Regions from separate parts of the Homo sapiens genome. Here regions 1, 3 and 4 are each linked to region 2. Evidence: chromatin contacts called from ENCODE Hi-C or POLR2A ChIA-PET data. All regions are on one chromosome and are shown on one strand. The core of a region is the stretch at or near the end of the contact, and the rest is flanking DNA. Distances in the headings are between cores, read along the strand shown.

The links. A loop is a pair of places that touch in the nucleus more often than their neighbours do. ChIA-PET counts read pairs that join two places held with the same protein, here RNA polymerase II (POLR2A). Pooled maps may share reads with other maps.
Region 1: a loop to region 2 is called in a map of CD4-positive, alpha-beta T cell, with 4 times the contacts of the local background. The contact joins the promoter of AMZ2 here to the promoter of NOL11 in region 2. A Hi-C loop is called at or near these places in 4 of 168 maps with a recorded cell type or tissue (B cell, CD4-positive, alpha-beta T cell, cardiac septum and 1 more), 3 of 37 single-sample maps with no recorded cell type and 14 of 50 pooled maps.
Region 3: a pooled map shows a loop between it and region 2 (4-fold over the local background). The contact joins the enhancer-like site here to the promoter of NOL11 in region 2. A Hi-C loop is called at or near these places in 2 of 50 pooled maps. POLR2A ChIA-PET finds 5 or more read pairs at or near these places in 2 of 52 experiments (HEK293 and activated T-cell).
Region 4: a map with no recorded cell type shows a loop between it and region 2 (11-fold over the local background). The contact joins the promoter of ARSG here to the promoter of NOL11 in region 2. A Hi-C loop is called at or near these places in 4 of 37 single-sample maps with no recorded cell type and 8 of 50 pooled maps.

What each region holds. Positions count from the first base shown.
Region 1 is chr17:68,244,059-68,251,058 of GRCh38, reverse strand. It overlaps AMZ2 (archaelysin family metallopeptidase 2), which reads right to left and starts at 3,016. Exons shown (of 7, transcript NM_016627.5): 1 at 2,354-3,016; 2 at 589-871; 3 at 92-265; 4 at 1-9. The coding sequence starts at 871. RefSeq lists silencers at 1,531-1,580, 2,890-3,189 and enhancers at 3,404-3,949, 3,950-4,496.
Region 2 is chr17:67,711,375-67,719,185 of GRCh38, reverse strand. NOL11 (nucleolar protein 11) reads right to left here and starts at 1,250. Exons shown (of 18, transcript NM_015462.5): 1 at 1,098-1,250. The coding sequence starts at 1,238. It overlaps LOC101928045 (a long non-coding RNA gene), which reads left to right and starts at 1,508. Exons shown (of 4, transcript NR_188294.1): 1 at 1,508-1,544. RefSeq lists enhancers at 1-77, 1,000-1,189, 1,260-1,339 and a silencer at 640-729.
Region 3 is chr17:68,376,323-68,383,297 of GRCh38, reverse strand. The region is part of intron 8 of ARSG (arylsulfatase G); the gene reads right to left. Among named protein-coding and RNA genes, the nearest start is that of MIR635, 45 kb to the left of the region's middle. RefSeq lists a silencer at 1,864-2,064 and an enhancer at 4,561-5,080. Within about 2 kb of position 4,502, at least 31 of the 41 ENCODE cell types and tissues checked have a DNase peak (open chromatin) inside an H3K27ac peak, as active enhancers do.
Region 4 is chr17:68,290,233-68,297,270 of GRCh38, reverse strand. ARSG (arylsulfatase G) reads right to left here and starts at 5,776. Exons shown (of 12, transcript NM_001267727.2): 1 at 5,703-5,776. SLC16A6 (solute carrier family 16 member 6) reads left to right here and starts at 6,144. Exons shown (of 6, transcript NM_004694.5): 1 at 6,144-6,185. RefSeq lists an enhancer at 4,689-4,918 and silencers at 5,778-5,952, 5,319-6,008.

The sequences.
Region 1 (7,000 bases), core at 1,767-4,266, 530 kb before region 2:
GGATGTCCCCTATTTAAAAAGAAATACATAAATGTATGAGTGTATATTATATACATATACTCAGTTCGAATTGCAAAGTCGTGTAATTCACCTGCATGAATTTGTAGGTTGTGTGTGTTCTCATTGACTCTAAAGGAACATCTTGTTACAGAAACAGGAACTGGTTCTAGGAGTTTTACTCTCAAGCCATAGAAATATGCTTTACAGTAGCCCGTGAGCCATTTAATATATTCTTCACTGATAATTCTGGTGTTTCCTAGAGAGCCTACAATATGGAAGAACATTTAAAAACAGACTTTAAGATGATTATTCAGTGTTTACCCAGTCTATGAGTAAGAAGATTCAAATTAGAAACAAAACCAACTCTAAATTTTCAATAACCTTTATCATTCATTGGTGTTGCTATGAAACAAAAAGAAACAAAATGTTATCTTTTAAGTCAGTTTGGCTACAAAACTTGTACCGCCGCAATGAATATCAAAAACGATCCTAAAACGGCCCATCTGAATCAGACCCATAGCCTGGACTATTCCTGACAAGAGCGCCACTGCAAAACTGAACCAAAACCAGCACATTACCAGTATTTACCAATGGACTGTATATAAATGCTGCGTTTGTTTGGAGAGGGTGTCTTTCTGTAAGGATCACTGAAGAACTGTTCAAAGTCTTGGGGAGCCTCAGGGTGGGAGGTGATCCAATCTGATGGAGAATGCAAGGTAATGGGTCCAAAGAGATCACTGGCTGGCTGGAAGGCTTCATTCATTAAACGTTGTTCCCCAGCATTTAATTTCTCATACTGTGATACAAGCACTGGGTTCTTTGAGATGAGAGCTGTTTTTAGTGTCTGTTCGGAGTGCCGTATTATTTGCATCTAACAAAAAAAAGCAAGTAATCAAATATAAAAATACATATCTACATTGGGGACTTTACCTATCCTCTATATTTCAGCTCTGATTTCTCCCTAGAGTGAAATGACTGATTGCTAATGCTTTAGAGTGGTCACACTTAGAGTGGTTTCCTCATGTCCAATTTCTTGGAGATCTAAGAAATTAAAAAGACAATCATGAAATCCATTCCTCCATCTCATATGGAACCTGCTCCCATTACAAAAACTAGTGGTGGCCAGGTGTGGTGGCTCATGCCTGTAATTTCAGCACTTTGGGATAGGAGGATTGCTTGAGGCCAGGAGTTTGAGAACAGCTCAGGCAACATGGTGAGACCCTGTCTCTACAAAAAATTTAAAAATTCCCTGGGCATAGTTGTGCACATCTGTGGTCCTAGCTACCAGGGAGGCTGAGACAGGAGAATCACTTGAGCCCAGGAGCTTGAGGCTGCAGTGAGCCATGACTGTGCCACTGCACTCCAGCCTGGGCAAGAGTCCAAAACAAAAAAAAAAAACCTCACGGTGACCACAGGAGCAGGACCTCACACCCAACTTCCTTCTTTTGGGGAATAATATTGGCCTGGCACAGTGGCTCACGCTTATAATCCCAGCACTTTGGGAGGCCAAGGCAGAAGGATTACTTGAGCCTAGGAGTCTGAAATCAGCTTCGACATCATGGCAAAACCCCATATCTACAAAAAAATTAGCCGGATGTGGTGATGTGCACTTGTAGTCCCAGCTACTTGGCAGGCTAAGATGGGAGGATCATCTGAGCCCAGGAGGTCGAGGCTGCAGTGGGCCGTGATCGTGCCACTGCAGTCCAGCCTGGGCAATAGAGACTCTGTCTCAAAAAATAATAATATGAATTAACTCATCAGTGCCACATGAAAAATACTCATCGTTTCTAATGTGACTCAAAGATCTTCAACATCAAATAAAAACAAAACTAATGTAAGCCCTATCATTTCTGCAATTTAACTGCAGGCTGAGAAACTACAGCTTAGCCACTGAAGTTTATGGCCTCAAAGTCATGTCACATTAGGGAAGACATCAGATGACTAATCAAAAGCCAGCCTCACAATGACAGGTTTCTTCCATTCACATCGTGTTCCTATATAGAGCTTTCATCCTTCCTCTTGAATGGGTCCGATGTTCCACCACGAGGCTTTTTGAATTAAGGAAAAAGTTGAACATCTCTGTCTGGATCATCTTTGTCATATTTTCTAATTATTTAGATTTTGCCAGTTTAATGATAGACGATTGATGGGAAAACTTAAGCTAATGTCTGTTCTGATTGAACCTATAAATTCTGGGGTTGAAGAGGCTGACTAAAATTCCAGACCAAATGTCTCTGTACTCAAAGCTCTGATATAAGCATAGGCTCATCCTCACTCCTACACAACTGGGCTGAAATCTGACTTCTACAGGACAAAATATAAAACAAGATGTACCTTCCTGTAGTCTACCTACCTTGATTAGGAAGGAAGGCTCCCATGGAAGCTTTTAACTTACAAGGACGGACATGTCTGGGCCTGGCTGGAAGAAAGTTGTGGAGTGTGACTTCATCTTAATATTAAAAAGGCAGTGTGAAAGGTCAGGAGGCCTCCTCTTGCCTCCCAAGCCTAATCTAGGGAAGCTGCGGGAGAAGATGGGCAGGGGGCGCAGAATTCGGTCACTGCAGTGGGCTGGAGGCCTAGGATGCTTTGGTCCCAAAACCAGAACATCACGGGCAAACGGGAAGGAGCTGGCCACCCTGGCTGGTTGCCTATAGCAACTCGCACTGTGGGCTCTGGTCCATGCAGACACAACCCAGTCTCCAGCTGGGAGTGGAGTGGGGGTTCCCCAGGGACTCTCGCTTCGCCTCTTCTTCCCCAGGAGCCTCGGGAAAGGCCTCCCTGGCTCCCTAGAGGCACCGACCCCGCGGACCCCGCGGCTTCCGCCACGTCCGCCCCTCCTACATCCTCATCCCGCTCCACCGACCGCGACCGGCCCCCGCCTCTACGACCCGGCTACCCTGCCTAGGGGCCCCGGCCCAGCTCTGACAGCACCCGCGAACCGCCCTGACCCGACAGGCCTCGATACCACCCACCCGCGGCAGCCCTCACGCGCATGCGCACCGCGTCCCTTCGCACTGCGCCACGCCACGCCCACTGGCGCCACGCCCCTTACGCCACGCGCCGCGCCGCTGCGTCGCGCACGCCCTGTGGGCCCCGCCCAACTCACGACCCACCCATGCCACGCCCCTGAGCGTGCGGCCGCCTGGGCAGGCGCAGAGCTGGAGTTCAGCGGCCGCGACCCGCCTCTTCCAGAATAGAGGGTAGCGAGGGGACTACAAGCCCCAGCTGTCCACCCCCGCAGTCGCCGATTCCTCGCTTGCGCTCGCGGCGGCTCCGCGGCCCGGTTCTCGAGAGCCACAGATGCGCCCGCGTCGCTGGGGTCTCCCGTGTGGGAACGTCCTCGGCAGGCCGCGGGTTTGAGAGGCATCGCCGGCGTGACGAATGCAACCAGCGTGGCCCCAAATGAGTCGGCGGCCGCCGCAGGTTGACGTAGAGCCGCAGCGCTCCCCGGGGCCGTCACCCTCAGCACTTTCCCTTCTTTATTTGTTGGGGGCCGCGGGGGCTGGAACCCAGAAGCGCAAGTGTGGGGCGCGTCCTCGTGGCGTCCCTGGCGCTCCGAGGCCGAAACCCGGATGCTGAGGGGAGGCCGTGAGCTCGGAAAGGCACCGCGGGGCCGGCATTAGGGCTGAGCTAGCTCTGTACCCTCTGGTGGGACTTTCGGTCTCTCTGGGCCTCGCCATTCTCTTTCTTTTTCTTGCTTTTTTTTTTTTTTTTTTTTTTTTGGAGACGGAGTCTTGCTCTGTTGCCCAGGCTGGAGTGCAGTGGGACAGTCTGGGCTCAGTGCAACCTTTGCCTCCTGGGTTCAAGCGATTTTCCCGCCTCAGCCTCCCCAGTAGCTGGAACTACAGGTGCCCGCTATCACGTCCGGCTAATTTTTGTTATTTTTAGTAGAGATGGGGTTTCACCATGTTGGCCAGGCTGGTCTCGAACTCCTGACCTCAAGTGATCCGCCCGCCTTGGCCTCCCAAAGTGCTGGGATTACAGGCGTGGGCCACCGCGCCCGGCTTTTTTTTTTTTAATACGGGTTTTCACCCTGTTACCCAGGCTGGTCTCGAACTCCTGCGCTCAGGTGATCCACCCCCCCGCACCCCGGTCTCCCACAGTGCTGGAATTACAGGCGTGAGCCACGGCGCCCGGCCTGTTATTTTGAAGTCAAGCTATTTTACCATCCTCTGGATTTTCGTCATCCTAATTCTCCTTCCCAGTCTCAAGGAAAGACAGGCACATTTTCTTGATGACTTCAGCATTTGTAACCCCTTGTTGGCTCTCCTTAGAGGACATTAACTCTGAACCTTTCAACTTCGAGGATCTCTTTAGCCCTTCCTTATTTGTTCACTCTCCTGGATCATGAATTCTCCAAATTTGTCCTTTGAACCCAGTGCCCATATCCACCCTCACCTGAACCCATTCTTGAATAAAATGCATTCCTACCATGACTGTTCTCAAAGTTTGAAGTTGAGAATACCGATGCGCCACTCCTGCTTCAATGCTTGAGAAGTCGTGGGCTTTCTTCCATGTGCCTTTTGACTGGGCGCCTATCTCCCGACAGCCTGAGGTGGTGTAGCATAGGGGCGAAGGTGGTCTGTGCTTGAATCCCAAAACCCTCACTAGCGTGGGACCTGTGTCAACTACTTGACCTCTTTTGTAAAACGGAGACAATTACAGCACATCTTTTTTTATTATTATTACTTGACACGAAGTCTCGCTCTGTCATCCAGACTGGAGTGCAGTGGTGCGATCTCGGCTCACTGCAACTTATGCTTCCTGGGTTCAAGCGATTCTCGTGCCTCAGTCTACAGAGTAGCTGGGACTACAGGCACACACCACCACGCCCGGCTAATTTTTTTTTTTTTTTTTTTTTTTGTATTTTTAGTAGAGACAGGGTTTCGTCATGTTAGCCAATTTTTGTATTTTTAGTAGAGACGGGGTTTCACCATGTTGGCCAGGCTGGTCTTGAACTCCTGACCTCAGGTGATCCACCTACTTCGGCCTCCCAAAGTGCAGGGATTACAGGCGTGAGCCACCGCGCCCCACCTACAGCACATCTTAACAGAATTTTAGGGATCAAATGAGTTCCTTTGGATACTGTGCCTGTTTTTGACTGAACAGCTGTCTTCTGACATCCTGAGTGGCTTCTTTAGCTTAGTTGTCACCTCTTCTATAGCCTCATCCTGCCTCATGACAAAACTTTACTTCTGCCTGTTCATTGCCTTGTGTGTACATAATAATACTGCAGTTGTCCTTGTCACAATGATTGTAACCTATTTCTTACATGTCACCCTTACTCAACTGCGAGATGCTTGAGGGTAAAGACTCTCTATACGAGGTGTCTGAAGCATAAAAGGTATTCACTAGATTTTCAGTCAGTTTTTTGGTATTCATTAAAAAGAACTTCATTTTGCGTTTAAACTGTTTAAATTTCTAAATCATGAACTTTGTACTTGCTCACAAATTTTAGGATAGCATTATTTCTGCATGGTCTAATATTTATTTTCTTAAATAACTGACCAGGCATGGTGTCTCATGCCTATGATCCCAGCACTTTGGGAGGCTGAGACAGGAGAAAGGAGAATCACTTGAGCCTAGGACTTCCAGACCAGCCTGGTCAACATAGGGAGACCCCATCTCTAAAAAAAAAGAAAAAAGAAAAAAAAAAAGCCAGGTGTAGTGACACATGCCTGTAGTCTCAGCTACTTGGGAGGCAGAGGTGGGAGGATGGGTTGAGCCTAGGAGATCGAGGCTGCAGTCAGCTGTGATTCACAGCACTTCAGCCTGGGCAACAGAGTGAGACCCTGTTCAAAAAAATAAACAAATAAACACCTTAGTGCTTCGGGGGGGTTAGGTTTTTTTTTTTTTTTACATTAGAAGGAAAAGACACTTTCTCTTACTAAGGTATTTTTGCCTGTTAACTAATATGCAGTTGCAGAATGAACCATAGTCTGTCTGCATTTCAAAGAGCACTACAAGTTCTGATATTTAAAATGAGTGTATATGCCAGTGGCCCAAGGTTGGAGAAGAAAGTTGGTAACAAATTGGAAGGTGGCAGAAAGCAGGAAAGAAATGTAACATATATGGCAGATGAAGGGTTTTAAAATAGCTTTTACAAATCAGCACAGAAAAGATAAACACCATGACATAAAAATGAGCAAAAAATATGAACCATATAACCCGAATGGTCCATTAACATCCATGTGTTCAACTTTACTGAACACATGAATGAAATAAAATAAAAAACACTAATAATTTTTTCTTACCTGCTAATTTGGCCAAGCTGTTTGTTTTGAAATAATTTCTAGCTAAAAGAAAAGTGGCAAAAGTAGTATAAAGAATCCCTGCATTCTCTTCACCCAGATTCCCCAGTACTTAACATTTTACCTCATTTCTTTATCATTCTCATCCTTTTTGTGTCTTTATCTCTGTCTCTATATGAAAATATACATTGTTTTCCTGAACCATTTGAGAGTAAATTACAGGCTGGGCGAGGTGGCTCATGCCTGTAATCCCAGCACTTTGGGAGGCTGAGGTGGGTTGATCACTTGAGGTCAGGAGTTTGAGACCAGCCAGGCCAAAACGGTGAAACCCCGTCTCTACTAAATATACAAAAATTAGTGGGTCATGGTGTTGCATGCCTGTAATCCCAGCTACTTGGGAGGCTGAGGCAGGAGAATTGCTTGAACCCAGGAGGCGGAGGTTGCAGTGAGCTGAGATGACATCACTGCACTCCAGCCTGGGCAACAGAGCAAGACTGTCTCCAAAAAAAAGTAAATTGTAGACATGATGCCCTGCACTCCAAAATATCTCAGAGTATATTCCCAAAAATCAAGCACAGTTCATAAGTAGCCACAGTACAACTAAAACATGAGTCCATACTGACATTTTCAATACCAGTCCAGCCTGACACCACAGAGTTCATTCATTCTAGCCTTCCATTTTTCCATATGTATGATGTCCTTTGCCAGTAGAGAGAAACCTGGCTCCTGTTATTCACAATTTATTTATT
Region 2 (7,811 bases), core at 1-2,500:
CTCAAGTGATCCACCCACCTGGGCCTCCCGAAGTTCTGGGATTACAGGCGTGAACCACCGCGTCCGGCCAAACCTCTAAAAGGGTAGTTAAAATGAAAATATAACTAAGTTCCTAAATAAGTAAATAAGCAACCCTTTGTTAAAAAAACAATAGTACATTTAAAAATTGATTATATTATGCCTCTGCATGGGAAGTTATGCCTCTGAACAGCGGCATGGGAAATTAAGTAGGGACATCTGGGATCATGTCTATCCAATTCCAATCTGCCATTGTATTCCTATGCAGGAGCTGCAAAACTGCAAATCTACTTGACATCCCAAGTGAAACCCAATAGAGTTAGCAGAGTCAAAACGGCACAGGGAGCTGTTAGCAACCTGTTCTCAAAACGTCAAAGCAGATACCTAACTTCTTTAAAACATGGAAAACTATGTTCAGCAGCCCAGAGAAAAGTAACTGCTTTCTATGCGACCACCAAAAGCAAGGTTAGAAAGTGTTCTCTATCAGGCTTTAGGCTGAAATGGGGGCAGGGCTTGCAGATTTTCCCAGGACTCAACTCCAGGATTCCCAGCGTGAATCAGAGATGCCAACAGACAACTCACTTGGAGGCAAGATTCTTAGCGAGCTATCAAGAAAGTCCCTCACTCTCTAAAATTGTCCCCGCCCCTACAAAGAGAGGGGTGTGAAGTGTAGACACGGCTAAACCACTATTCCCACTCTGTCAGTGTCATCCTCTCCCGCCCAACCAATCTCCGTTCCATCCTCCCGCGGGCGGCTAAGATAATAAAGACCCTAGGAGGGAATCTTAGCAAGGCCAATTCCGCGAGTTCCGAAGCAAAAGCACAGGTTTTCTTTCTTTTCCGAGTCTAACCCACGTGCACTCAGACGCTCTGCCCCTGCAAGTCGGAAATATGCCTTTACAGGAAGGCAAGCAAGCCAGATTCCAGACCTCACTCAGCGTCCCCAACAGGCCCAGCCGGCTCTCTGCTAAGCCTTCTCCACGATCTCTTTCTGAAGCTGTGAGAAACTTGAGCTCGAGCTCCGCGCTCAGAAAGGGGCGAGAAGGCAGTCGGGGCGCTCCCAAACCTATTGCCTTCACCTTATAGAGGATGACTGTCCTGCCGCTGTCTGTCACTAGAAACTGGTCTGTTTTGTCGCTCTGCTCCACGCCTAGGAGTCCTTCAGGCCCGGCGCTCAGGACTACCGAAGACAACGTGAATTCTTCCTCCAGCGCTGCCATTTTGAGCAAACCTAAGTACGGCCGCGCTCACTCCCGGCAGGCCTCGCGCTTTCTCTCGCGAGAATGAACGGGCCTGAGGGGGCGAGTGCTTGCCAAACCAGGAACCTGCTCTCGCAGCCTGCGACCTCTGGCGGGCGGAAGGAGCGAGCGCGACTGTGAATTTAGCCAGGTGGGCTGGGCCGGCTTGCGTCAGACTCCGCCTCCCGAGACCACGCCTCGCCGAGTCCCGGATGTGCTCCAGGAAGGGATAGGGTAGGCGCGGAAGTGCTGCTTACTGGGTCCTGAATCGGCTGCGTGCTGTTCTAGGTGGGGACTTGAGAGACTGTAGATGGGTCTAGGGAGTGGTCGAATATAAATAAGCTAGATTTTTTTTTTTTTAATTGCAAGGGAACTCCCTAGGAATTCCATCCATGGCCTTGTGGAACGATCTGCCAAAGAAAAAATATTTATCTCTGTAGGTAAACTCCCAATAACGTGCTGTTCCTACGTGAAATGCTTAATTCCCCCCAAGTTTCTTGGAACCCTCTAGAGATCTCCAGTCTTTTCAGTCTTTCAGGCCTTCTGAGTTCTCTGACTCCCCTTCTCTGAGCCCCAGTGGGGAAAATCTCTCCTCAGCTTACAGGAAATTCAGACTAGTTTGATGAAGGTGAAGTTGAAGGTCCCCTGTGTGATTTTTGGCAAGGTTTTTATTTCCGGGAGAAATGTATGTTTCTCAGATAAGCATGGCAGATTCAATCAATAATGTTAAATAAATAAGTAAAGATAAATTGTGATGTTCTTAGGGAGAAACCATTTAATAGGCAATTACTAAACAAATGTACCCAGTGTGACAAAGTGCCTCAGTTTAGATTTAAGCATCCACCAGATCGCCATGTGTGTTGTTTCTCATTGCCCCAACATGACGACATGGGCAAAAGGAGAATATCCAGCTACTGTGAAGGAATCAAATGCAGTCTATTTTTATAATGCTAATAGGTCTTTTGTTGTTCAAAAGTAGTGGCATTATCATGGCTCACTGCAGCCTCTAACTCTTGGGCTAAATAAAGCAATCCTCCTGCTTCAGCCTCCCGAATAACTGGGACTACAGGCATCCATCACCACGCCCGGCTAATTTTTGTATTTTTTGCAGACATGGAGTCTTGCTTTGTTGCCCAAGGTGATCTTGAACTCTGATAATCTTTTAATTTTTAGGCTGGGTTGTGAGATCAAGAGGATATAGTTTATTATTATGCTTCATAACTTACTTTGTGATAGGTGGTAAGAAGAAAAACATTAAACTCAGAAGGGAGAGATAAAGCGTGGGTGTGTGGGGGAGGAAGGAGTGGTCTGTGTATGTGAAATTTTCACTAGGATGACCACAGGCCTCCTTGAGAGGATGTCTTTTTTTTTTTTTTTTTTTTTTTGAGACAGGGTCTTGCTCTGTCGCCCAGGCTGGAGTGACGCAGTCTCAACTCACTGCAATCTCTGCTTCCCGGATTTAAGCTATCCTCCCACCTCAGCCTCCCGAGTACCTGGGACTACAGACATGCACCACCATGCCCGGCTAATTTTTGTATTTTTTGTAAAGATGGGGTTTCACCGTATTGCCCAAGCTGACCTTGAATTCCTGGGCTGAAATGACCCTCCCCCCTTGGCCTCCTAGAGTGCTGGGATTACAGAGCCACAGTGCCTGGCCCAAGGGTATCTTTTGAGGATGGCATGAAGGAGGGGAGGGAGCGATCATGCAGTTAACTAGGGGAGGGAGCGATCATGCAGTTAACTAAGAGCATTCTCAGTAGCAAGTGCGCCTGGGGCACCAACAGGGAGATTCCCTAGAAGTCTATCGCAGTTATTGTAGTTACCAGGTGAGAGGTGATGAGGGCACCATCAGTAGCAAGGCTTTTCTTTCTTTCTTTCTTTTTTCTTTTTTGAGGCGGAGTCTTGCACTGTAGCCCAGGCTGGAGTGCAGTGGCGCAATCTCGGCTCACTGCAAGCTCTGCGCCCCGGGTTCACGCCATTCCCCTGCCTCAGCCTCCTGAGCTGGGACTACAGGCGCCCGCCACCATGCCCGGCTGACTTGTTTGTATTTTTAGTAGAGACAGGGTTTCACCTTGTTAGCCAGGATGGTCTCGATCCCCTGACCTCGTGATTCGCCCGCCTCGGCCTCCCAAAGTGCTGGGATTACAGGCGTGAGCCACTGCGCCCAGCCTTTTTTTTTCTTTTTTGAGACAGAGGTTCACTCTTGTCACGAAGGCTGGAGTGCAATGGCACAATCTCGGCTCTCTGCAACCTGCAACCTCTGCCCCCCGGGTTCAAGCGATTCTCCTGTCTCAGCCTCCCGAGTAGCTGGGATTAGAGGCACCCACCCCACACCTGGCTAATTTTTGTATTTTTAGTAGAGACGGGGTTTCACCATGTTGGCCAGGTTGGTCTCGAACTCCTGACCTCAGGTGATCCACCCGCCTCAGCCTCCCAAAGTGCTGGGATTACAGGCCTGAGCCACCGCGCCCGGCCACTTCACATTTTCGTATTCATGGCACCAGCAATTGTCTGTGATCCATACAAAGAGCTTAATACACGTTTGTTGAATAAGTCACACTTAACGTTGCAAGCTAGGATAATAAATAGAACGTGGACTTGATCCATTAAGGGAAAGTAAGACTTCCTGGTTGAGAAAGCTGGAACTGTGCTTGCATATTCGTCTGTAAATTTGAGTCTAAGTTTGGTAAACTATTAAAGGAGATTACAATCCTTTCTGGAAAGGACACCAGCTATAATAAGGGAACTAGGAGTCTTCTGCAACCAAGCCTAAGCTAGGAACGGGTCAGGAGGCGTTCCACTTCCAATGTGCATCCATCAAGGTCAATGAGCAAGAAGAGGGTCTGGCTATCCCTCACTGGTTAGAGACATTTAAGGCTGGTCTTCAAAGGCAGCTGTGACCCTGTGCATTTTACTGTGTGTTGTGGATGTTCTCTCTGGATTGTTTGTCATGTTTATGCTGCTTGGCTGCCTAGCTGTGAAGACTGGGGGAAGATATTGCCTCTCACATTCAATTCCTAGAATAGAATCAGATGATAAATATACAATGAATGAGTCTAAATATATAATGGGTAGGAAGGGAAGCCTGCTCACATTCAAAAGGGAGGATGTTACCCATTAGAAATTTGTCATGGAAGGTTGACAGCTGGTGACGTGTACATTGCATGAATGGGGTACAGTAAGTGCTTCATCAAAGGAATATTCGTAGAAGGACCATTCAGCAAAGAAAGTGAATGGTAGATATTTGTATGCCACCAAATCTCTATATTATTTGAAAGTTGTGGTGATTCTTAAATAAGATCTGAGATACTCTAAGATATGTTTTTCGGTTTCAGAAACTCAAAAAACCTTTGCGGTAAATGTTCAGACCATAGCAAATAATTGAACAATATTACCAGAATTTAGGCATATGCCCCTGAAGAAGTTTTCTGCCCAGCAAAAATCAGAGAGAGAGAGGAAGAATCTAAGATCTTTGTCATCCTTTGGGGCATACATTTCAACCTAATGTTAGCGCCCTCCCGGTGGTGCCAAAACCCAATGAGTATATTTTAAATTTTTTTATTGTGCTAAAATGTACGTAACATAAAATTGCCATTTTAACCTTTTTAGCAACTTTTGTTTTGTTTTGTTTTTTGTATTTTTAGTAAAGACACGGGTTTCACCATGTTGGCCAGGATAGTCTCGATCTCCTGACCTCGTGATCCGCCCGCCTCGGCCTCCCAAAGACTTCCACACCTGGGATTACAGGCATGAGCCGCCGCACCTGGCCTGTTTTTTTTGTTTGTTTGTTTTTTTGTTTTTTTTTTTTTTAAAGAGACAGGGTCTTGCCACGTTGTCCAGGCTGGTCTTGAACTCCTGGGCTCAAGTGATCCTCCTGCCTTGGCCTTCCCAGTAGCTGGGATTACAAGCGTGAGCCACGGCACCAGGCTCTTAACCTTCTTTTTTTTTTTGAGACTGAGTCTCACTCTGCCACCCAGGCTGCAGTGCAATGGCACTATCTCGGCTCACTGCAACCTCCTCCTCCCAGGTTCAAGCAATTCTTGTGCCTCAGCCTCCCGAGTAGCTGGGATTACAGGTGCCCGCCACCACGTCCAGCTAATTTTTGTATTTTTACTAGAGACAGGGTTTTGCCATATTGGCCAGGATGGTCTCGAACCCCTGACCTCAAGTGATCCACCCACCTGGGTCTCTCCAAGTGCTGGGATTACAGGCGTGAGTCACCAGACCCGGCCTTTTAACCATTTTTAAGTGTGCAGTTCTATGGCATGAAGTACATTCACACTGTGTTGCAACCACACCATTCATCTCTGGAACATTTTCATCTTCCCAGACTGAACCCATTAAACAATAACTCTCCATTCCCCCTTCTGCAGCCCCTGGTAATCACTATTCTACTTTCTGTCTCTCTGAATTTAAATACCATAGCTCAGATAAATGGAATCATTAAATATTTGTCCTTTTATGTCTGGCTTATTTCACTTAGCACAACATCTTCAAGGTTCATCCTGTTGTAGCATGTGTCAGAATTTCCTTCCTTTTAAAGACTGACTAATATTCCGTTGAATGGATATACCACATTTTGCTCCTCCATTCTTCCATTCATGGACAGTTGGATTGCTTCCTCTTGGCTATTGTGAATAACGCTGCTATGAACATGGGTATACAAATATCCCCTTGAGATCGTGCTTTGTTTTTTTTTGCTATATAACCAGAAGTAGAATAGCTGGATCACACAGTGATTCTGTTTTTAATTTTTTGAGGAAACACCATGCTGTTTTGCACAGCAGCTGCACAATTTTACATTTCCGTCAGAAGTACACAAGGGTTCCAGTTTCTCCATATCCTCACTAACAATTGTTATTTTATGTTTGTTTGTTTGGTTTTTTTGAGATGGAGCCTTGCTCCGTCACCCAGGCTGGAGCGCAGTGGCGCGATCTCGGCTCACTGCAACCTCCGCCTCCCAGGTTCAAGCGAGTCTCCTGCCTCAGCCTCCCAAGGAGCTGGGATTACAGGCATCTGCCACCACACCCAGCTAATTTTTGCATTTTTAGTAGACCATGAGCACGAGGTCAGGAGATCAAGACCATGTTGGCCAGGATGGTCTTGATCTCCTGACCTCGTGATCTCCCTGCCTCAGCCTCCCAAAGTAATGGGATTACAGGCGTGAGCCACTGCGCCTGGCCTAAAAAAAAAAAAAAAAAAAAAAAAAAAAAGTTTTAAGCTAAGGTCTGATTTCTGTTTTGAAAGGATCACGCTGGCTCTCAAGCAGAGAATAGCTCATAGGGGATAAAAAGCAGAAGCAGAAATACCAATTTTGAGGATACAAGAGATAGTGGCTTGTGGTAGGTGGTGATAGCGGAGATAGGGAAAAGTGGATCAATTCAGGATGTGATTTGGAGGGAGAGTTGACAGGGTGGCAGATGGGTTGAGTGTGATGGTGAGAGGGAGGGAGGAATCAAAGGCATGTTCTGCACATTTACCTTGAGTGACCAGGTGGATTGGGGTGTTCCCTACTGAAATGGGGAAGTCTAGGCAGGGGAGTAGCACATTTGCAAGGGTTGTTTGGAGAAGCCATACCCAAATTTCTATTTTGGCTGTGTTAAGTGAGATGCCAAATAAGCTGTATCCCATATGATGCTGGAGTTCCTGGCAGAGCCCAGGCGGGTGATATAGATTGAGGTATCATTGGCACATGATAGGAATATAAAGCAGTGGGACTGGAGTAGGTTGCCAAGTACTGTGGATTTTATCTTCTAAATATAGCTCAACCTGTCTACCTCTCTCCTTCTCCACTGGCCCCGCCCCCATTCCCAGTCCCATCTCTTTCTTGGACCGCAATAATTGCTTCCTGGTCTCCCTGCTTCTTTGTTGCCTTCTTCCAATCTGTAGCCAGTATGATCTATTAAAATTCAAATCCGATTATTCCACTCCCTGCTTAAAACCCTTTAATACCTTATTCTCAGGATATGAGCAAAATCAAATCCTTACCTTGACCTACAAATAGGGTTGCCAAGTAGAATACGGGATGCCCAGTTAATCTGAATTTCAGATAATAAATTTTATTTATCTATCTATCTATCTATTTATATATTTTTTTGAGACAGAGTCTCGCTTTGTCACCTAGGCTGGAGTACAGTGGTGCAATCTCGGTTCACTGCAACCTCTGCCTCCCAGGCTCAAGCAATTCTCTCACCTCAGCCTCCCAAGTAGCTGGGATTATAGGCACTTGCCACCACAACCTGGCTAATTTTTGTATTTTTAGTAGAGACAGGATTTCACCATGTTGGCCAGGCTGGTTTCGAACTCCTGACCTCAAGTGATCCACCCACCTCGGCCTTCCAAAGTGCTGGGATTACAGGCATGAGCCACCACACTCAGCTGATAGTGAGTACTTTTTTATTTTTAGGTATGTCCTATGCAATTATTCATTGTTTATCTGAAATTAAATTTGACCTGGCATCTTGTATTTTTATTTGCTAAACCACAAGGGCTTTGTAAGATCTAGCCCCTACCCTTCTTTCCTGGCTCATCCCTCATCAGACATCTCTTGTCCTC
Region 3 (6,975 bases), core at 3,253-5,752, 660 kb before region 2:
GTTAATAAATTTGCTAATTGGTCTTCACCAATTAGGGATTGGTCTAATTAATAAATTTGCTAATTGGTCTTCACCAATTAGGGATCCCTTCAAGAATTAGGGATTCTTCTCGTTTGCCACAACCTTTTGTGTTGCTCTCTTGTAGGTGACTGACTTTCCTAATACGCTCTTCAGAGAAAAACGTTTCAATGTGCTTGTCTTATTTCAGCAAAGGACTGAAAGCTGGAGGGGTTTGGAGGAATCCAGCTAGTTATAAAACAGGTGTAGTCAACAAAGCAGACAATCTCCTTGCAAAAGATTCAGGAATTAGGAGAAAGAAAAAGATTGGCTGAGAGAAGCCTCTCAGTGTGGCCACTTAAGGAGCAATCCCCTCTTTTTGTTGTACAGACTAGTTGGTTAGTGCAGGCTACATCCTGGGTTCTGGCTCTAACAGGAAGACACAATTATATATGCCAGCCACCCAAATGATCACAGGTCCACAGACCTTGTATTCTAAAGGGATTTATCTTAAAAGGGTCTAGAGTGTGAACAGGCAATTGTAAAATATTTATGTGTCACCAACAGCGCAGATACTGTCTTGCTATAAATCTCAGCTTCTCACTGGTACTGCTAGGAGTGGACAAAACTTACAAAGATCTGACTGGCATTCTATCGGCCCCTAGGATTGTGTACTCTAATTATGAGATGCATATGCTTATATCAAACAGGCGTGTTGTGTTTTATCTGCACCAGCAAAGGCTAAATTCTAGGATAGCTACTCCTGATCCCCCAATATTCTTCAGTAATACCTGCTCCCACTAATGGATAGTTATTCTAAGTTAAACATAATAGTAATAACAACAACAATAACATCTCGTATTTATTGAGCCCTTACTAAGTACCAAGTTAAGTGCTCCTCAGCATGATACATGCTTCCTGGCATTATCTCATTGAATCCTTATGACAACCTCTCAAGTTAGCCACTATTGTCCCCATCTTTCAGATGGGGAAACCAAAGCTCAGAGAGGCTAAGTAATTTGCCCCCAAGTCACATAGCTAGAAAATGATAGAGCCGGCCGGGTGCAGTGGCTCACGCCTGTAATCCCAGCACTTTGGGAGGCTGAGGTGGGCAGATCATGAGGTCAGGAGTTCGAGACCAGCCTAACATGGTGAAACCCCATCTCTACTAAAAATACAAAAATTAGCCAGGCGTGGTGGCGCATGCCTGTAATCCCAGCTACTCAGGAGGCTGAGGCAGGAGAATCACTTGAACCCGGGAGGCGGAGGTTGCAGTGAGCCAAAATTGAGCCACTTCACTCCAGCCTGCACGACAGAGACTCTGTCAAAAAAAAAAAAAGGAAAGAAAGAAAATGATAGAGCCAAGATGTGAACGCCGGTCTGACTACACAGCCAGCACCCTCACTCACTAAACCTAGGGAGGTGGTTCCATTTTGAATATGTATTAGAATCACTGGAGAGCTTTTAAAAAATACGCATGCCAAAGTCTCTTTCCCAGAGACTGTGATTTAATCGACCTGCAGTGAAGCTCTGACATCAATATCTTCTAAAACCCTCCTGGGGATTTAGTGGGGAGAGCACTCATTCCCAGGGAAGGAGGGCAAGGGGCAAGATCGGGAAGAGAACACAGCACGTTTCAAAGTTAAATGTAGCTAATAGTCATCGTCACTGCAGGCTTTCTGTTGCCCACGACTTTATACCTCTATGCCATAGCATCATAAATATGACCTTATAAGTCATAGTAAGAACAATAGACAATCCATAAATGAAACTTCTAATCACTTTTCAATTTCAAACACTATTCATTTAGATAAGCCTCCATACTTTGATCAGGCACTGGCACATTAAAACTGTTAGTTGCCTTCGGCTTTCTGTCGAGAAATGCGTGTCTTATGGCCATGAGAATGCATTTCTACGCACTTGTGGTTACTTGTGACTCTAATTAAAGCAGAACCTCTTAAAGCAATAAATATTTAGCCACAGCAACCAAAATATCAACAAAACCATGATTCATGAATTTGCTTATTTGTGCTTCTCTGGTTACGGAAGTGAAGTGGCATTTTATGATGCATGAAGACAGGGGCAGGCCGGGGAAGACTCACCACTGCCCACGCGGAGGAACAGTGGTCTTTCTTGGCTGGGACCCAAGGGCCATGTTTCACTGAGTCAGAAAGGCAATGCAGCAAACAAGGAAATTCGCAAATTTCTCCATACAAGAGAATCACCAGATGAGATCTCATCTAAGACATGGATTTCTGGGTCCTATTCCCAGGAATTCTAATTTAATAAGTCTGGGGTGGGGCTCTGATTCTAGGTAATTCTGATGTCAGTGGTTTGAAAACTAGAGTTGAAGAAGTATTCAAGGAATAATTAGGATGATGCCTTTGGGGGCAGGCAGGTCTCCAGTGCCACCCCTGCCAACCAAGTGGTCTTGGGCAGAATTCATAACCTCCCTCAGTCTCAATCATCTCAGCCAGGAAGCAGGGAAACGATTGTACAGTTGACCCTTGAATAACACAAGAGTTAGGGCACTGACTCCCAAGCAGTTGAAAATCTGGGCATAACCTCTGACTCTCCCAAAACTTAACTACTAATAGCCTTATGTTGACCAGGAAGCCGTACCAATAACATAAACATTTAATTAAGACACATTTAGTATGTTACATGTATTATATACTGTAGACTTACAATAAAATGAGCTAGAGAAAAGAAAATGTTAGTAAGAAAATCCTGGCCAGGCACAGTAGCTCAAACCTGTAATCCCACCACTTTGGGAGGCCAAGACAGGAGGATGGCTTGTGCCCAGGAGTCCGAGACCAGACTGGGCAACATAGTGAGACCCGTGTCTCTACTAAATAAATAAATAAATAAATAATTAGCTAAGTGTGGTAGTCCCAGCTACTTGGGAGTCCTAGCTGGTAGTCCAAGTTACTTGGGAGGCTGAGGTGGGATGATCGCTTGAGCCCAGGAGGTTGAGGCAGCAGTGAGCTCTGATTAGATCACTGCCCTCTAGCCTGGGCAACACAGCAAGACTGTCCAAAAAAAAAAGAGTAAAGAAAGAAAGAAAGAGAGAAAGGAAGGAAGGAAGGAGGAAGGAAGGTAGAAGGAAGGAAGGAAGGAAAAAGAAAATTGGAAGAAAGACAAAATATATTTTCTATTCATTAAGTGGAAGTGGATCATCATAAAGGGCTTCATCCTCGTTGTCTTCACGTTGAGTAGGCTAAGGAAGAAGAGGAGGAGGAAGAGGAGAGGTTGGTCTTGCTGTCTCAGGGGTGGCAGTGGCAGAAGAAAATTCATGTATTACGTGGACCCATGCAGTTCAAATCCGTGTCGCTCAAAGGTCAGTTGTACGTATCTCACAGGGCTGTGGGAACAGTTATATAAGACAGTGTACATAAAGCTTCAAGCAAGGTACTTTTGCATAATGCCTGCCAGAGAAGTGCCAACCAAATTACCTGTAGGGAGAAAATAGCAGAGATCACAACCTCCGACAGTTTGGTTGGGCATGCCTAGTGTTTTTCATTTAACTAATGCTGAATGTCATTCGACAGGGTCCTCTCTCCAGCATATTGAATTCCTAACACTGCCCATAACTGACAAAAACAAACATGTGTTCCTTTATATCACCTGCCTGGCCCACAAAGGCATTAGCATTTGTGACTGGGTAGAGTGCCTGTTCTGAGGAGTGCACATTCTAATAACCTTCTAAAGAAGCAGGCTTTCAGCCCAGTGCAGTGGCTCGCACTTGTAACACCAGCACTCTGGGAGGCCGATGCAAGGAAGATCACTTGAAGCCAGGAGTTCGAAACCAGCCTGGGCAACAAGCAAGACCCCTCTGCTCCATCTCTGTAAAAAAAAAAAAAAAAAAAAAAAAAAAAATTGTAGTGTTCCAGGCATGGTGGCACACACCTGCAGTCCCAGCTACTAAGCTACTAGGGAGGCTGAAGCAGGAGGATTGCTTGAGCCCCGGAGGTCAAGGCTGCAGTGAGCCATGATCAGACCACTGCACTGCAGCCAGGGCAACAGAGTGAGACCCTGTCTCTACAAAAATAAAATAAAGAAGCAGGCTTTGTTTCTAAGTGTAGTATGTCCCCTTGCCAAGGATGCCTACAGTGTACTCGTTTTCTAGAAACACAGGGCGGCCTGGCCTCTATTCAGACCCAGGACTCCGGCTGGCCTGGGGTGGCCCTGAGTATGGGATGAGGACATTCCACCAAGCCTGGTGGCCAAAGGCCCAGAAAGAGACGCAGTTTGACTTCCTCTAGGTCCCTATCAGCAGGCCCTGTCCCCAGCCAGGGCCAACAGCCAGAGTCCCTTATCCCTTGCTCTGTCACCTCACAGCACCTCTGACTTTTCCCCGCCCCACCCCCGACCCCAAACTGGACAGAAGGCCCAGGATGCAGAGACTGCTTCCCAGCGGGAAAGGTTATGCAACAACCTGATAGCATCAAATTACAAACAACCAAGGTCTCCTAGGAGCCTGGATGCCAAATTCAACAGAATGTTTCCTCATCACCAAGGGGGAGGAAGGAACAGTTCTGCTCTTCAAATAAAACGAGAAAAGATTTTCCAGACAGAGGAGCAGTCAGTTAGGGGAAAAACAAGGTGTTGGTTCTGTCCTGGGTAGGAAACAGATCTGGCATGGAGAAGGGAAGGCGGCTGCTGGGAGAGCCAGGCCTCCTGGACCAGGCTGTGGACTCAGAGACAGCAGGGGTGTCTGACTCGTGCCCTTCTTCTTCGGGAGAAGGCAGGGCTGCTTTGCTCTGCCCCCGCCCCAGTTCCGTTTCTCCTCACCCCTGCAGGGCACAAGCCAAGTGGAGCATTCTCAGTCCACACGCACGGGGTGAAAAGATGACTCCAGGAGACGCTGCCTCATCCCATCAGCTGAGCTGGGCGGCTCGGCCAGGAAAGGAAAGGGAAGACAAGCAGGGGGGCCTGGGGGCCCTGAGAACAGGGGAAGACAGCACGTGGCCTGACGCAGCAGCCTGGCTTCAGGGAGAAAGTTGCACGACTCCGGGTACTGTTTGTCCTACTCCGTTGCGAAAACATTGACCGCCTTCTCTCTTTCATCTGCTCTTGAGTCTGGCCCCTGTACAGTGAGCCGTGCAGATGTCCCACTGATGGGGAACTGGGTGAAGAGGAGCAGGTGACCAGAGGGACCCCAGCCCCCTTGACTCACAGGACATGGCCACCTGCTGAGCAGGGCGCTGCCTGGCTTCCCAGAGCTCCAGCAGCATTCCAGGCAGAGAGGAAGAAGGAGGCTGTGGAATAGTTAGTTGACAGGAAGCCGCTTTGGAGACTGAGGAAGAAGAAGTATTTACCCCCAGGCAGCAGCCTTTCAGGCAAAGTTCACTTTCAGACTCCCAAGAAAAGAGGGCAATGGCATCCAGCCCCAGCCCGATCATGAATTCAAGTGCTGTCACCCACCGATCCCACATCAGAGTTACTGGGAAGGCCTTGCCCCAAAAAAGAATGTTATCTTGAGGTGCCTGAAATTCAGCTTCAGAACAAAGTTTCCCAAGAGTTCCTGAACACTTTTAAAGTTATCTGTATGCGATTTAAGTTGCCTGATCCTTTTGTGGGGGAATCTTTTTCAGGGTGTTTGCCAATCCCCTTCTAATGCTTCTATGGGTGGGGTTCCGCCAGGTTGTTTCAGCCAGGAATGAAGAAATTTAGTCTAATGGGGGTTATCATTAGAGGCCAGGTGCAAGGCTGGGAGCCTCCTGGGCAGTACCCCCACTGATTCTCCCAACAGTCCATGGAGAATGGTCCACAACCCCACCTAATGAGAAGAGGATGCTGAGCCCTGAGCTGAGTCAAGATTCAAGCCCAGCCTGAGCCTCCAAACCCTCTCTGCCTCCCACCGATGTAGAAAGATTCAGACTGTTGCAAGGGCTAAAGACTTTTCCTTGACAATTGCTAGGTTCAAAGAGCAAGATAGGATTTTCCAGGTGGCTGAGGAGTCGAGTATAACAAGGTGTGCGTGAGAGCAGTCACGTGACTTGGAGAATGAGCCAGTGATGGTCAGAGGATGTGGACCCCTCCATTGCTGGCTGGCCTCGGGGATGCCTTCCATTCTCCTTGGCCTCAGTTTCCTCATTTGTCCAATAAGGTGGTTGGAATAAAGATCGCTGAGGTCGGCCAAGCACGGTGGCTCACGCCTGTAATCCCAGCACTTTGGGAGGCTGAGGAGGGCAGATCACTGGAGGTCAGGAGTTCAAGGCCAGCCTGGCCGACATGGTGAAACCCCGTCTCTACTAAAAATACCAGACATGGTGGCGGGTGTGGTGGTGCACGTCTGTAATCCCAGCTACTCAGGAGGCTGAAGCAGGAGAATCGCTTGAACCTGGAAGGTGGAGTTTGCAGTGAGCTGAGATCGCACCTCTGCACTCCAGCCTGGGCGACAGAGCAAGACTTTGTCTCAAAAAAAAAAAAAAAGATGACTGAGGTCTTTTCCAACTTTGGCGTTCTTTGAACTTGGGGATATTCCTGGAGATTTTGTCACTGGCTTCTCTCATTGGTCATTTTGGATCAGTGGAAATGAGGCTGGTACTTGCCCTTCTCCTTGTTCTCAGCTCCCCTGATATAAGAGGGATCTTTTAAAAAAAAATTGAATAGTATGCTGGAGGGGGAGTGGGAAATGGTGAGCAACTGTTTAAAGGATATGGGGTTAAATAAAATAAATATATATATTTTAAAAGCTAGGCATAGGACAGGTGCAGTGGCTCACACCTGTAATCCCAACATTTTGGGAGGCTAAGGTGGGAAGATTGCTTGAGCCCAGGAGTTTCAGACCAGCCTGGGCAACATAGCAAGACCCCGTCTCTACAAAAAAAATTTTAAAAGGTAAAGAAAAATTAGTTGGGTATGGTGGTGCATGCCTGTGGTCCCAGCTACTTGGGAGGCTGAGGTGGGAGGATTGCTTGAATCCAGGAGGTTGAGGCTGCAGTGAGCTGTAATGATGCCACTGCACTCCAG
Region 4 (7,038 bases), core at 4,527-7,026, 570 kb before region 2:
GACAATTTAACAATATGAGGTCAAGATGTAGGATGCGTGTGAGGGGAATCTCCCCTTTGTTGATGTTAATTGAAAATGGAAGTTACATTTCCATATCAGAAACATTTCAAAAGAACTCTTTGTCCAGGATGCTTGGCTAGCTAGGTGCTCAAGCAAGAAAGATCTACAACTCCAGGGCGGAAACTCTGTAAAGGCAGGGACATTCTGTATAGTTTATGCACTGCATAATTCCGGCACCCGGCCCAGAAGGTATTCAGTCAATATTTGCTGGATGAGTGCATGTAACATGAACATCAACAGCCCAGCCTGCTCTGCCTCGCCCTGCCAGCTTCATCTCATCATTCCCCTCAACTTAGATGACTTTTCTAAGTTCTTTCTTAGAAGACATTCACTTGTAATTCTCACTTGTAAAATTGTACTTGTTGAAATGCTGTTTTACGTAACAATCGCATGTGTCCTGTCTTCTGAACTAAACTATACACACTATGAGAGAAGGAACCACATCCTCTGAGGTGTGGTTTTGTGGCCTGGGAGACAACAGCAGTTGTCAGTGCTCACGAGTGGGCTATGGATGAGCAGAGGCCGCTTGGGTGGATGGACGGATGAACGATGGGCATGGGAGGGAAGGATGGAGGGATGGATGCTCCCTGGACCCAGTCCTGCTGTGTATCCCTACAAAGCTCACCTAACTCCACAGGCCCCCACCGATCACAGCAGGGCGGGGCCCCTCCTCACCATTTGCCCACAACACAATCCTGCAGCATCCTTGTAGTTTCTTCGCATCGTCCCCTAGCCATCTGGAAACTCACGGAGGCACTGCTCCTAAAGGGTTAAAATGGAAGCTTAACATTGCCTATTGTTCCTGGGAATCTAGAAACACAGGACAGGAGGTACCTGTTTAGACAAGATAGGGAAAGTCAGCATCTCCCTTTAGGCAAGAAACACAGCAGGAGAGCAGGTTTTTATTCATTGGGCCTTGAGGAACAGGGCAGGTGGAACAACTTCAACAACTATCTGAAGAAAGCGTGACTCGATCGGGGCAAAATCCACTGGTCCCACACACAGCCCTTCCCAATATTGCCAATGAGATCCCACGACCCACAACTGTGTCACACAGTTTAATGTGACGTGCATTCACTCCTAAATGTAATGTGATTTAAATAATTTTGTTCTGAGATTTGGAGTTGGTTGGTTGGTTTGAGACAGGGTCTTACTCTGTTGCCCAGGCTGAAGTGCAGTGGTGTGACAGCACCACCACACCCAGCTAATTTTTTAAAAATATATATTTTTTAGGCCGGAGCAGTGGCTCATGCCTATAATCCCAGCACTGTGGGAGGCTGAGGTGGGTGGATCACCTGAGGCCAGGAGTTCGAGACCAGCCTGGCCAACATGGTAAAACCCTGTCTCTACTAAAAGTACAAAAATTAGCCAGGCATGGTGGCACACACCTGTAGTCCCAGCTACTTGGGAGGCTGAGGCAGGAGAATTGCTTGAACCCGGGAGGCAGAGGTTGCAGTGAGCCAAGATCGCGCCACTGCACTCCAGCCTGGGCAACAGAGGAAGACTCCATCTCAAAAAAAAAAAAAAAAAAAAAAAAAATTTGTCTTAGATGTGGTGTCTTGCCGTGTTGCCCAGGCTGGTCTCAAACGTTTGGTCTTCAAGCAATCCTCCTGCCTTCATGCCAAAAGCACTAGGATTATCACACTCAGCCTGGGTTTGTTTTCTAGGACTTTTGCAACAGGCTTGAGATAATTTATAGAAGCCTCCCGGAGGCTATGTTCTCTATTTTTTTTTTTAATTTTTAAGCAGTAATAAATGGCAAAACTACAGGAGCAGTCAACTATGAAGACTGAGAAGCCTAGGAATGAAATTCAGTACTGATCAAGTAAAAGTTACTTCAGAGTTAATGACAGACACCAACGATACATCGATACTGCACCAAATGGTAACAGGTATGACAGAAATCAATCATCGGCCGCCCACACACACGAGTGGGAAGGTGACCTCACTGTCCCCAAATACAGAATGGCCTCACCTACCTCCTACCTTCTTCTCATGCTGTTCACCTCTCCCTTGGCTCAGCACCCCTTGCCAGTTCTCCCAAGGTCCTCTCTGCCAGTTGAAGGCTTCCCTGATCGCCATCCTCCTCAATCCCCCAGGACTCACAGGTTGAAAGAGTCGCAGCCAAGAGTTAGGGAACCTGACCATGAGCCAATCCCAGTGCTAAGCCCCTTGCACGTGTTAATTCAGTTAACTTAGCAACTGTACTAAGCCATGCACACAACTCTGTAGTATTATTATTATCATCGTCATCACTATCTGTGCCTCAGAACCCCTTGGCAAATCTTTAAATTCTCCCAGAAGTGTGTGTTTCCCAGTTTGAAGGGCCCTGCCTTCCTACAAACTGTGAAATTTGGCGGGGTGCTGCGGGGGAGGAACCCAAATCACAAAATAAACCTAGCAGAACTACCTGTACCATCGGTTCACTGTTGCTAGATGGCAGAGTGTGTGAAGTTCCTGGCCAATTGGAGAAGCAGATATTAAAGTTTTAAAGCAAGAAATTGCTTCAGTGGCATACAAGTCACTTGCCCAGAACACAAGCCCCTGGGTGGGAGCATGGTGGGTGGAACAGAGACTGGAAGAGGAAGAATGGAAGGGTGGGTGGGCCATCGAAGCCTCCCATGGAAGCCCCCTTCACATATTCTCCCCCTTTGATGGCTGCCCTGAAGAGTCAGCCCCCAAAAGCAGGCTTGCGGGACCCTCTTCCCAGAGGTCCAGACCAGATTCCTTTCAGTCTACTTACCCAAGTTGAAGTTCTCACAGGCTGGTAAATGCAGTGAGCTTATTTGCAAGCCAGGGTCATATCTGCCTAGCAACCCAACACGAAGACTTGAAGGACTATAAACGTGGACAGAGAACAGGCAGGCCAACTTTACACAAAGGAATCTGTTCTCATGCAAATGACCCTATGCAAGAGGGCTAAAAGAGGGAGCCTTGGGGACAGCTCTGAAGAGCCAACTTTTTCCCCAAGAAGATGTTGGGGGTCTTCTTAAGGGCATCATGATGGTCTTGCCCACTGTAAAGGAAAGCCGAGAGGGGGCTCTGCCTGCCACTTGGGATCAGGCAGACACAACAGGAGAGGCTAAGAGGGGAGCTGAGCCCTTCACTTGATTTCCTGATTTTTCTGGTCCTGTACTCCAGACTCCAAAGGTTCTTTTGTTCTTATTTAGAACTAAACAGAGTTAGTTTTGTTTGGGGGCAAGGGGGCGTTGATTAGCATGGCAATGCAGTGCTTTCTCTGGAGAAGTTAAAAAAGCAGGGGTTTTCACGCTTGGTCTCACTAGGATTGAGGGAACAAGGTGAAGCCAGCCTCTAACTAGGGTGGGCAAAAGTCATGTTGCGTGACTTTTTTGTGACTAGCAAGGCTGTGCGTAGGTTGGGTTTCCAGCTACCTCTCCATTATTCAAACACAGATGGCAAATGTCATCTTTGGATGAGCTCTAGTGGTAAAAAGTGCTAGTGTGTATCTATAAACATGGTGTAACCTTAGGTCAATCCCTCCAGTGCTCAGTGCCTCCACTTTCCTCATCTGTAAAATGGGAATAATGAGTGTCAACTACAGAAGGTTACTGATGCGGTTAACATTGCATTACATGTATGGCACTTAATGCAGTGTTGAGGACAAAGCAAACATTTAAAAAAGATTAATATTAATAAAATATAAGAATAGTAACACATTAGTAACAAAAATCTATTATTATTATTATTATTATTATTAGAATCATGCTCCCCAAAAGCCAGGTTTCACTTGCTCAAACATTCAGATGTGATTTTTCCAATCATTCATTCACTCCTGAGGATTTAGGTATAATTTGAGTCATTTTTTAAATCAAGAGACTGAAGTACAGAGATTTTATGTGACTTGCTTCGAGTCACTCAGGTATAAATGGCTGGCTGCACCTTTAGGTTCCTAAGACATACAGAATATGCTGTCATATTGCACATGATATTTCCATATAGAGTACAGTAACAGGTCCTAAGTATTAAAGTGTAAGATCCTAAATATCAAAGATTATCTTACAGGCAGCCCTGCATTAGCATGAAGTGTTCAAATCAGTTTCTAAATATCATTATATATGGATCCTTTGAAGAACAACTCAAAAAAGGGCTCTCTCTCACAGGGAGTGTGTTGGAGTCAGCAATTAATTGGCCTTGGTAAAGCATAAATCGTAACAGCAGCAAGAGCTAATGGGTACTGAGGCCTTACCAAATGCCAGTCACTGCGATCCGCACTTTACAAGTACCATAAATTAAACCCTCCAATTCTGGGAATACCACCTCCATCCCCATTTTACAGATCTGGAGAAATTAACGCTCTACGAGGTTAAATTACGCCTACAAGGTTGCAAAGCTGCTCAGCGGCCCCTTGGCTGTACACTACTGGCCATACAAGGCACCCTGTACCAACGAATCTTCTCCCCACTTACACAACCAGAACTTGTCAACGGCAAAGGATGGCATTTAACTCAGGAGAGCCTATCCCAAAATGGTGAGAGAACTCAGCGAGCAAGGAAGGATTTTTATTAAAATTCAGATCGCCGACTCCTCCCGGTGGCGACCCTCCGTGCATGCACTCCCAAACTAGGCTCTCTTGAGTTTCTGACATCAGAACCACATTCTCCGAACCCCAATGAAGGCAGCAGCCGGCGCCAAAGTCTGCATACGAATGCAAATAACATGGCCTTTGCTTCCGAGCAGTTTCCAAATTTGCCCTCGGGATGTGAGGTAGAGACCAAGAAGCTAAGTTTGCGCCCCCGCAGGCTCTGAAATGTCTAGGATCTGACACATGCTTTGTCCCCATGAGGAGCTCCTGAGATTTCGCGTGCATCATCCGCTTAGTTCACGGTGACCTTGGGGTCGGGGACTACGGGATGAGGGGCACGGACTGTCTAAACCTCCAGGTCCCTTACAGAGGGCTCCCCGCGGGTATGGGAGCCATGCACCTGTGCCGACGCCGCCACTGCCTGGAGGGTGCGCGCGCGCCCCGGGCCGGGGATGCTGACTCAGCCCGGCTGCTCACATTCCTTTCGCGCAACGCGGATGCTGTTGCTGCCGCTGCTGCCGGTGCAGCAAAGTGGGGGAAGCAAGGCACCCGCAGCGGCCCGGCCGCTCGCTCCCTGGGGCCCACTGCGACACTCCCTCCCCACTGCCGGAAGGGGAACTGTGGGGGTGCGCGAGTTGACGAAACTGGGGGAAGTGGGCGCTGCAGGAGGAACTCAGGCGCCGCGCGCGCAGCTCACACCCAAACTGGAAGGAACCTGTTCTGCCCGGGGCGGGCGCGAAGCCGCCGCAGCCGCGAGCGCCGCGCGGGATCAGCCCCGGCGCGCGCGTGTTCCCCCTCGCCGCTAAATCCCTAAATCCTCAGGGCGCGGGCGGGACTGGGCGGTGGGCGCGCCGGGAAGGCGCCCGGGGGTGGGGACGGGGACCCGCGCGCTCGCGCCTGGCCGAGGTGCTCCGAGACAGGATGCAGGCACCCCCAACACCCTGCACGCTCGCGCTCCTACTAGCGTTGCAGCAAAGCTCCGGGGTCTGGGCGGGTCACGCGCGCAGAGGCGCACCCGGGTTGGGAGATCGGGGCGTTGTGCCAAGGACCCCGGCGGCGCTGGCGGGGGCGGCCCGGCCCCGGACCGCGACGCGGTTACCTTTCGTGACCCCCAGCCCAGGCGGCAGGCTGGCGGGCGCGCGACCGGCGCGGCTCAGGTCCACGTGGGACGGCGCGCGCGCGCCAGGCAGGCCCCCTCCTTGGCTGCGCTCAGCGCTCGCAGCACATGGTCGGCGGCGGCGCGCCCCCGAGGCCGGCGGAGACCGGCTGCAGCCGGTATAGGATAAGAGCTAGGCAGCGACGCGGGGCCGGGGCGCGGGCGGCAGCACGCACGGCCCGGGTCGCAGGCGGCCGGGGTGGGGGGCGGGGGGAGGGTGTGGCTCGGGTGCCCGAGTCGCGGGAGTGGGTGGAGGGCCCGGGCGCTCGGGCCTCACCAGCCCGAGCCAACTTGCGCTAGAGTCGGGCCCGCCCCCTAAGGGGTTAATCCTTTTCTCATGTTACCGAGCGGCTTATAAGGAGGGGGAGGCCAAGCCTCCGCCTTATTGGGAGCCTTTGGGGGTTTATTCTCTTCCCTTCTAACTTGGTGAGTTGGTTTATTATTTTACATGTTTAAAAGTTTGATTGTGGGATGTGGGTTGTTTTTTAAAAAATATGTGTTGGGGCCTTTTTTTGTGATGGGAGGCGGAGGAGACCACTGAACATCTTCACATTTTGGAGAGGTTATTCCCAAAAATATTCGCTCTGACAGTTAGGAATGCCCAGGGCCACCGGGATGACGCGCTCGCGCCGGTGTGGGTAGCTGAGAGTTGAATGTCCGTGACCCTGGTACAGTTGGGTCCCGGAAGATACCTAAAGGCACGCCTGGCCTTTGAGTGCCCCCTGCCCCGGGTTGGGGGCTCCGGGACGTCGGAAGAGTCGGGGGCTCCAGGCTCAGCCCCTCCGCGGATTTTCCGCATGAAGTTGCCTGCGCGTCGCAGGAGCGAAATGTCAGAGGTACCTTCCTACCCCAGGCTGGCGCGCGCACGCAGGCCGGGCACTGAGGCAGCGCGAGGGAAAGTGGGGCTCCCTGCCTCCCCCGACCCCCAAACACAGCACTCCCTGCGGCGGCCACCGTTTGTCCCCAGCGGGAAGCCGGGGATTTCCCGGCAGAGCGCGGGTCCTCCACCTGGACTGTCAGAACTGTCAGCGGCTGACGGCCGGTCCCGCGCAACTTCAAGGTTCCCGGGCTGCCAACCGCAGGAAAGCGCTGGTGTCGCCAAGCAGTTCCGTAGCAAGGGAAGATGGTTTTGCAGAGGAAATGGGTTATTTCCTTCTAGGTTGTTGTCGTCTTTTCTTTTTATTCCCCCCACCCTAGCAAGACAGGTCATAGAAGTTTGTTAGGTGGCGTATATAAAATGTCACCAAACATGGGGGGCGTCAGTCTTAGAAAAAGCTCC